2 separate regions of the Homo sapiens genome follow, and region 2 is linked to region 1. A link is a contact called in ENCODE Hi-C or POLR2A ChIA-PET data. All regions are on one chromosome and are shown on one strand. Each heading gives the region's core, a stretch centred on a gene start or an enhancer-like site at or near the end of the contact. The rest is flanking DNA. Distances are from core to core; before and after follow the strand shown.

Evidence for each region. Hi-C counts contacts between places; a loop is a spot of excess contacts on that map. ChIA-PET counts read pairs that join two places held with the same protein, here RNA polymerase II (POLR2A). Pooled maps may share reads with other maps.
Region 2: a loop to region 1 is called in a pooled map, with 4 times the contacts of the local background. The contact joins two enhancer-like sites. A Hi-C loop is called at or near these places in 1 of 168 maps with a recorded cell type or tissue (Caco-2), 1 of 37 single-sample maps with no recorded cell type and 7 of 50 pooled maps. POLR2A ChIA-PET finds 5 or more read pairs at or near these places in 1 of 52 experiments (OCI-LY7).

The regions. Positions count from the first base shown.
Region 1 is chr9:114,891,741-114,896,721 of GRCh38, forward strand. It overlaps a transcript of TNFSF8 not described here. Among named protein-coding and RNA genes, the nearest start is that of TNFSF8, 36 kb to the right of the region's middle. RefSeq lists an enhancer at 2,098-3,297. Within about 2 kb of position 3,236, at least 11 of the 41 ENCODE cell types and tissues checked have a DNase peak (open chromatin) inside an H3K27ac peak, as active enhancers do.
Region 2 is chr9:115,032,873-115,037,592 of GRCh38, forward strand. It overlaps TNC (tenascin C), which reads right to left. Exons shown (of 28, transcript NM_002160.4): 21 at 3,226-3,369; 22 at 2,332-2,462. Among named protein-coding and RNA genes, the nearest start is that of TNC, 83 kb to the right of the region's middle. RefSeq lists an enhancer at 2,514-3,713. Within about 2 kb of position 2,144, at least 9 of the 41 ENCODE cell types and tissues checked have a DNase peak (open chromatin) inside an H3K27ac peak, as active enhancers do.

The DNA of each region.
Region 1 (4,981 bases), core at 1,986-4,485:
GGAATAGTTAATGAGTAAAAAAAAGAAAAAATAGAAAGAATGAATAAGAACTACTATTTGATAGTACAACAAGGTGACTTTAGTCAGTAATAACTTACCTGTACATTTAAAAATAAACAGTATAATTGAATTGTTTGTAACTCAAAGGATATATGCTTGAGGGGATGGATACCCCATTTCCTATGATAAGCTTATTTCACATTGCATGCCTGTATCAAAACTTCTCATGTACTTCATAAATACATACACCTACTATGTACCCACAACAACTAAAAATTTTAAAAAGAGAAAATAAATATATAAATGAAATCTACTGTTAAAAAGTAAATATTTCATAAGTATCTACCATGTTAGATGAATAATAATGATACCTTGCCTTTATCAGGCATATCCCATACTTATCCACCCACAGTGTTGTGGTTTGGCCCTGTGTTTGAGCAGAGAGCAAACTCATAGGATACCTGTGAATATTAAAATTATGTCTGATAGTATATTTTCAGAAGTCTGGGTAATTCAGTCTAGAGAATAGCTATATATGAGGTTTTGTGATTTATTAGAATCCACTTAAGTTCCCTTTTTTCATATCCTTCTTTTTTTATTTTTATTTTTTATTTTAGATGGAGTTTCGCTGTTGTTGTCTGGGCTGGAGTGCAATGGCGCAATCTCGCCTCACTTCACTGCATCCTCTGCCTCCTGGGTTCAAGTGATTCTCCTGCCTCAGCCTCCCAAGTAGCTGGGATTACAGGCGTGTGCCACCATGCTTTGCTAATTTTGTATTTTTTTTTTTTTAGTAGAGATGAGGTTTCACCATGTTGGTCAGGCTAGTCTCAAACTCCTGACCTCAAGTGATCCACCTGCCTCGGCCTCCTAAAGTGCTGGGATTACAGATGTGAGCCACTGTGCCCGGCCTCATATCCTTTTAAGGCACCATCTGGTCTCTTCTAAACTCCCTTGAGTGGTTGATTGAAGGAAAACATCTAAGAACAAATAATTTTCTTGGAACAGTACATTCTAAGTCTATATTTTAGAGACATTTTGATTAAAATTATTTTCATTATTATGAAGACATTCAAATCCTCACATGTCTCTGGTTTACTGGTTGTAAAGAAAAAAATCCTCACATCTCTAACCTCCTTATTTTAAAACATGATCTTTTTGGAAGCTATTCCTTTCTCACTGCTTTTGGTGGATTTGCCTCTGAGGCCTTTTCTTTTTTAAGTTTACTACTTCTTCATATTGTTGGATAGATATTATCAAGTCCATGGTCAAAAATCATGCATTAGCCCATGGAATCCCTTAGCACTCAGAGGCATGTTCTATACATGATTCCAACAAAGTTGGTACTCCCCTCTCACAGCTGACAATATTGAAAAGGTCAGATAGACAGTGATCATATGGTTCTCTTTGTGGGAAAATTTATGATGTATGTGTGTGTGTGTGTTGTAAGTGTGTATATCTAAACATACCTGGAGTCACCAGCAATATATAGCAGGTCCATCAGACATTTTCTGTAAACAGCTCCTGGACTCTGGGGCAGCTACTCAACTCTGCCATCACAGCATAAAACCAGCCATAGACTGTACATAAATGAATGAATGTGGCTGTGTTCCAATAAAACTTTATTTACAAAAGTAGGCAGAGTCGCCTGAGGTTGTAGTTTAGTGATCTCAGAATATAGTATAGTTCTAGACAAGAAATCAGAATACCAGGTGCTCCCACTCTCAGTTCTGCTTCTTCCCAGTTGAGTACACAGCTTAGTTCTCTCTTGTACTATTTGAAAGAATAGTGGTGTAAACTTTAAAGCACTATGCAGACATCTAAGATGGTATTCATTTAATCTTTCATTTAATCAAGAAATATATATCAAATGCCTGCTGTGTCAAAAACTTTCCTAGAACAACAAAGTGATTGTAGATAAGAATGAGTCACCTAAACATTGGAAAAGGTACCAATAATGGGCTGTTGCATGATTGTCAGGTTGGGGTCATAGGGTAAGATGACAGCCTGAGAGGTGGGAGTGGGGTTTTCCCCTGAAGGGAATTGATGTTCACACAGTCATACATTTTGGGAAGTGATTAATTCTGGGAAGGAAATGAGTTGGCACTTTGAGTAGGGGGTGGTCAGACTTTTTTCTCTCTCTGGGGCCAGGAAGTATTGGGCCACGATTCCAAATCATGGACAGGTCTAGATGATTCTGTTTGTGGGGGGTGAACCGTTTCCTGGCTATGTCGGTTTAGGCCCAGAGTGACTGGTACCATCAAGTTCATGACTTTCCACTTAGCAGTGACAGTGACCCAGGGTAGAAGCAGTTCTTGTCTGCAGCAACCAGCATCAAGGTTCAGGGTTGTAGAGTTTCAAGGCAGCAGTGTCCCTTCCCAGAGTCCAGGGTAGAGTGTGAATGGTGGAGGATCATGCCACAGTAATCTGGAAGAAAGAATAACTTTACTTTGTAGATATCGGCAGGAGAGATGTGATACATTTTGACGTTGTTGTTACTCAGAAGCCCACAGTTTAGCAGGGAGGCAAATGTACAATCATGCTGTCATAGTGAGTGTAGTAAATTTTTAGACAGAAGTGAGAATATCAAGGTCCAGGTTGCATGTCTAATTTAGCGGAATGGTTCTTGAGCAATAATGTCTGAGTTGAAATTTTATGAATGAGGTCAAATTAACAAGATGTGAATGAAGGGCAAGGACCTTGTGGACAAAGGAATCAGCAGGCACCAGGTCAAGTAGCCTCAGGGTAGTGCAGTGTAGTGTGGTTAGAAATATAGCTCTGGAGCCAAACTGCAGTGGTTACATCTTAGCTCTTCAGCTCATGAGCTGCTGAAACTTAGACATACTTAAGCATTTCTTCGAGCCTCTGTTTCCTCATCTGCAACATGGGAATGGTCATCTCTATCTCATAAGGGTGAGATGCAGTAGACTACAGTATTTGAAGGCTTCCATGTGGTGCCTGAAACCTGGCAAGCAAGCGTTCAGTAAGTGATAGTAATTATATCTATTTACGTAACATAAAGCGGTTTAAGTAAACACATCAAAGTAATGAATGAGGAGGATGAAAAGACCAGATGCAATTGAGGACTGTGTGAGTGTATGAATGTAATGTTGGTGGTAGAAATGAAGCCTCCTTCAGTGTTTTCTTGCTGTTTACTCATCCCATTGTATTGATCCTGTGATGGATTGTGACCTTTCTTCCCTTGAGTACTGTGCCATGCGCTGACTGCATCAGGCCAGCTGGTAAAATGAGACTCATTGTGAGAACGGAAGGCATAGTCAGAATGTCAAGGAGGTTAGGTCATCTGCGTCCCTAGCAATGGAAAGGAAATGATGAAATACTTCAGCTGGTTTTTGTTTGGAGCCTCCTGGTTGTGAAGGAGGATCAGCCTTCAAATCAGCTTGTTCCTGACTAGTTTAGCTGATATCCCTGCCTGGTAATTCCCTCTTCCTGTTGCAAGTGAAATCTAAACATTTCCTGAGTGCTGACTTTGTGTAGGACACTGATTTGGGTGCTGGGATTTGGAGATGGATTCTTCTTGTCTTCTAAGTGCTCATTTCTAAGTGAGAAAAGTGTTCATTTGCAGTGCAATCAGTGCTGCTTCTAGAGAGGCACAGGGAGAGGACCTTGATACTGCATCTCGCAAACAGTCAGTTGGTTATCTAGTCCAGTTTTCCCTGCAGGATGAAACCATCCTTTGAGAGTTGGCCTGACAGAGACCTTTGTTGATCCAATGGCTGGCTTTTCTGAATGCAGATGGGAATAGGCTTCAGTGGATTTGAGGAACTTTCACTTTTCTCAAACTTGCATTGATTCATTTTTTCCTACTCCTCTCCCCAAGGTCTAACTCCTTCACAGACACTGAATATGATAAAATACCCCAAGAGTTGTACACTTTCCAAGCTTATTCTATGTGTTTGTTCTCCCAACAGCTTCCCATTGTACAGCTGAGAAAATTTAAGTTTACAAAGTCCATGTGACTTGCCAAGGTCATAGAGTTAGTAATTGCTTCAGCTCAGATTGAAACTGGCTTCCAGTTGCCAAGGCCACTATTCTTTCCCATCTGCCACCCTCAGACTTGTTTTTTTCTCTTTCCTTGGCTATAGGGAAAGTACAGCCCCCATAGAAGTTTCTAAACTGCATCCAAAGCTTTCAACATGTTGTCCAGATTATTCCTAGTGTTGCCCAATATTCCCAAGGGAGACAGTTGGATCAAAAGCAGTTGTTAAAAATTCAGTGGTGATCATTACAAATGAATACCATCACGTTGACTTGATGGTTTTGTAGTGTTTAGACCCTCACATTTGCATAAGCAGCAGACAAGGAAGACCAAGCCAATTCATGAAAGTCCACTTGGGGGAAACAGAGAAACATAACGGATTACCAGCAATCTTCTCCACTTACCAGAAAAAGTCAACCAACTAGTGTTCTTCAGATTGTAAGGTGCACCTGAATCTCTTGGATCATATTAAAATGCAGATTCTGTTCCAGTTTTTAGGTATGTATGAGATGCCTGCATTTTTAACAAGCTCTCTGGTGATACCAGGCACCAGGACATAACAGCAAAGATTTAAACCACTGACTCTTAATATTTGGCTTAAATTTGGGAGCTTAAAATAATCCTGATGCCTGGGTTCTAAATCCAGAGATTCTAATTTAATTGCTCTAGGAAGTGGCCTGGGATTTCAGGATTCTAAGGTATACCAAGGTTTGATTTAAACTTTCTAGTGTATTTCAAAATATCTAGAAGAGAGGATTTTGAATGTTCTCACCTCAAAGAAATAACTGTTTAAAGTAAGGGATATGTTCACTATTGCACAATGTATACATGTATTGAAATATCACACTGTGCTACCTAAATATGTACACTATTTTTGTGTCAATCAAAAATAAAATAAAACTTAAAAAACTTTCTAAGGTTAATCTCACTATTTCTAATCACAAAATGACTAGAATAGCATATAGATATCTCAGAGATAGGAAG
Region 2 (4,720 bases), core at 894-3,393, 140 kb after region 1:
TCCACACCCTCTTGCTAGCTTCCAATTCTTTTCAGCAAATGACCTTAGTGTCTGGGATTGGAATTCAACCTACACTCCTAGTAAACCAAGCACAACGATCTTCTCTACAACCTGCAAACAGCCAGCTTAGTTTGGGCAGTCATGCATCAGTGCAGAAGCCCCTGGAAGGTTCTCCTGCATCCTGGGAACTGGGAAGGTACCTTATCCTGTTTTCTTCAATGGGAGAATTGAGTTTCAGAGAAGCTAAAAGACTTGCTCTCATTCCATAAATTGTTGGAGGCAGAGGATGATCTTGCATGCGGGTTTCCCAACACCCTGTCCAGGACTCTTTTCTCCTATACCAGGTTGATTTTTTTTCTAAGACATGTAAAGCTGGTGAATGGACATGCAGAAAAGTAAACTGGGATGAGTGCTCATTTAATACCCAGAGGCCTTTTTGCAGCCCCCCAGTTCTAGTCCCTGGGGGAAAGATCAACTGTCAGGGATAAAGCTGGGTTCATTGAATTACTTAGGAATACAATTACCTGTCAGTTCTCTAGGCTTCTGTGCAAAGCCATTTTCTAGGCAATTAGGGTACTCTAGATCAAAATGAGACTCATGATTCAGGTAAACACAGAATCCTAGAATGCCTGACAAGGAGAAGACCTTAAAGATGGATAAGTCCAAGGCATTCATTTTACAGATGGGAACACTGACACCCAGAGAAGATAAAGGATTTGCTTCAGCTCACACAGTGAGATAGTTCATTGTTATATCAATTCCAGGAAGGGGCATGATAGTTATTAGCAATGTGTCCAGTTCTGGTTAAATATGACAGATTGGATACAGCCACTCATCTCTACTTGCTTCTAAAACCCACTAAAAAGAGAGCAAGAGAATGTAAGGTATAAATCCATGAAGATGAGGGGAATGGGAGAGGAGACAGCAACAGGTGTGCCAGAAACTTGGTAGATAGAAAGTGAGTGGTAGAGAGACCATGGAGGGGAATGAATGAAGAAGGCTGAGGTTAACTAAGGAGCATGGGCAGAGCTAGTCAGAGGCTGCTTGGTGCAAGTCACAGAGTCCAGCAAGTTCAGTAAAGGAATGTGTACAAAAGCAGAGATGTCTTTAAAGGCCAATGTGGAGTGTGGTTGAACAAAGGTTTGGTTTGTTTAGAAGCTTTTTTGTAAGAAACAGACTCTAAGATCTCCTCATTCCCTCCAACAGTCTAAATGACTGCCCTTTCCCATTCAGATGGTAGGCTGAGGTTTACTCTCTGGAAAGGTTGAGCCAGAGAGGAAGTCCGGATTCAAATCCACCAGGCTCAGCCTTCAAGGAGGCCGAGGTGCTACACTGGAAACATAATAAGATGAAAGTTTGTACACAGTGAGAGGCCAGGTTTTATGGCACTGTTATTTGGGGGTCCCCCAAGAAAACTGTGGGTACTTGCCCAATCATTCTGCAGGGAGCCACAAAGTTGACAAGCCCTGCCTGAGCTAACTCCCTATTAGCTCTTTCATTCCTAGTTCAAATACAAAAAGACAGACCATGATCAACAGACATTGGGTGGATGTCTCCAACATGAAAGACAGAAACCCAAACCAAACCAAACTCAACAACAGCAGCAAAACAAAGAAACTTGTAACAAACACTGTGCAGGATATAGAATAAAATACCAGCAACATATTCTTAGAGATAAAGAGATGATGATATAGGAAGCACAAACAAAATGCCAGAAAAAGATCAATGTGTGGAGAACAAGCAAAAGATCTTGGAAATATAAAGTGAGATAACCAAAATGAAAAATTCAATAACAAGTTTGGAAGGTAAAGTTTAGGAAATCTCCTTCGCTTGTTTGAAGATCTAAAGTTATTTCAAATTAAAAGGTAAAAGAAAGAAAATTCTTGGGTAGCGAATATAAATAATATAAACACTGGATAAAAATGGTATTAACAGTTGATATCATAAGAACACGGTGAAACATATTACAATATATAATATAAAGATACCATCTGTGAGATAATACATATGGCAAACATGCAGAGAAACCTTTTGGCCTTTGTTCAACAAAATATTAAAGGATCAAGATTCCAGCTCCTAAAATGTCCTCAAGTCTTGTAAGCAGTGGTTCTTGATCTTGGCTGCCTATCAGAACTGGAGTCTGGTTAAAATGAAAGAGGCTGGAGAGTATGATTCAGAAGGTCTGGCATGCCATCCAGTCTCTACTAATTTTTTTTTTCAGCTCCCCAGATGCACTGGGGTAGAAAAACAGCATCAGGTAATTCTTCCATACTTTGAAGATCATGCAAATGCTTCAACTAGCATTGAGGAGTTGTTATATACTTAAAATACCTTGACTGTGCCATCCACTGATTCATAGACCAGCAGGTAACCGGTGACTGATGCCCGGGGGGGTCGCCAGGTAAGGAGGGCAGTTTCCGACTGAACCTCAGTAGCAGTCAAGTCTCTTGGAGAATCGAGGTCTGGAGAAGACAGGATGATTAATATCGGATAAGATCAGCAAATGTAGGGCAGAAATTCGGGCTGGGTATCAAGAAGACTGGGTTCAAGTCCTTTCCCTACCACTGAACTACGTGACCTTTGGCAAGAACTTCCTCTGTATAAATAAGGTGGTTGAGCCAGATGATCTCCAAAGACAAATTCTCTATGGTTTATCTCATCCTAAGGGCTGGATGTTTCTAACTGGCCTTGGTTGGATTTAGAGAGAAGTATACAGCTGTGAACATCATTATCAAGCCCCTTGTTTCTAAGTAAGAGGATGGATGAATGCTAATATCAATACTCACCCTGACAGAGAGGATGGTTCCTCTGTTTCCCTGCTTGCTATAGTTTGTAAAAAGCTCTCAATGTATAGAAACCTAACAAACATCTAGGAAAAATTGCCTAAAAAATATGCCTCTTCAAAAATATTTTCCTGCCTGGAACGTGGATCATTAAATACTAGGTTTAGGGCCAGTGGGAACTGTTTTTCCACTTACAAAGCCCTCCTCTTAAAATCTTTTCCTTCCCCGTGGGGAGACCAAGGTCATTTCAGTTCAAAAGGAAATAGTGTGTTTCTTCAGGCCTTGACTGAGTGGGCACTGGTGAATTTAAGTGATGCTGATGTAATCACATTGCAAGGCCCTGACTTAAGAAAGAAGAACTGGCTAGCGGTTCCTGTTTAAGATGCAGGCTGTGGGTGGGCACCCCAGAAGGGAGAGCTTCCAGCTCTCAGTGTCTTTGTACCTGTTGTGAACTTGGCAGTGATGGTTGAGCTCTTCTGGGGCCCTTTCTCTGCAAAGATTCTCAGTGTGTATTCCGTGGCAGGCTCGAGGTCGGTCAGAGCATACTCCACTGTGTTCCCGGACACCGTGCGTGTAATTTCTGGCACTAAACATGAAATACACATACCAAGGCAGTCACCTCTCACTGTCTGAGCCATGAGTGGGCTTGGCAAACCACATACACACCTCCTTCGAACATCGAAACTTTCAGTGACCCTGCGGAAAAGCAGGTCTGATTTCTGAAATGACTCACGCTCTCTTTCTCTCTCTTGAGCACTCACCTCATACGTAAAGGATTTCTCATATGGAGACTTAATTTTTCCAGGCCCCAAATCAGAAGGAAGGGGAACTGGGGGTCAGGAGATTTTTTTCCCACATGGTACTGGCTGGAATCGCTTTGCCACTGAGACCGAGGTAGAGGACGGTCGGAGGGGACATCCCCAAGCCTGCTGCCCATGCTTAATTTGTCCTGATGCATGCTCTCCTCTCTTTGTCACTTTTTCACATGCCCTTTTATAATTTACTAAGTGTCATCAAGTCATTAGGCTGAGGGGTCACAAAAACTGGACAGCAGTAGCTGCACCAGAGCCTGGCCACTATCTCTCAGGCCTGCTGGGTCATGTCCAGTGGTGGAAAGCAATACTGATCACATTGCTTGGGGGCATGTGTTTATTTCCTATTCACAGGTGACCAACCATCCTGGTTTGCCAGGGACTGCGGGATTTCCTAGGTGTGGAACTTCTGGTGCTAAAACTGAGACAGTACCAGGCAAGCGGGGACAAGTTGGTCAACTTACCTCATCATTTGTGAGCACCACCCCCTCTTCTGAACCAAGCCCCTTGTTTGCCCTGAATCTACAATCTCCATGGTTCCCATGAACTATACCTGATTCATTTTAGGTGCAACACCATCTTTCCTGACTCAGAAGAGTTTGCTCACAGGGACTATTTAAGAATTAAAGAGTAAAAAGAATAAACCCAACATCCCTCCTCCCCATCAGTTCCCCACCCCTACCTGTGCTCTGTCCTCAAAAAGACCTCTCTTAGTTGGTTACCATAACTGAATGAAAATTTTCAGAGGCTCCAGGCACAGACGCTGGTGCCTGCTCATATTGTCACTGAGAGCAAAACAATACCAAACCATAAAATATGAAACTTACCTATACCTGGAAATTGAAATTACACAATTATTTCTAGAGTAGCTCATTACAAAATGGAGGGGTTCATTGAAAAGCACTCTCTCTTTCTCCAGTCTCTTACTTATATTTGATTTTACTTTCTGGCAGCTGTAGTTTGCTGGTGCTCTAAACAAGTGTTTAATCTGTCAACTGGGTACATTAGCACTGATGGTTGCCAAACAAGAAAACATTTCTGTTTTATTTATTTATTTATTTTTTATTTTTATTTTTTTGAGACAGAGCCTCCCTCTCTCACCCAGGCTGGAGTGCAGTGGTGCGA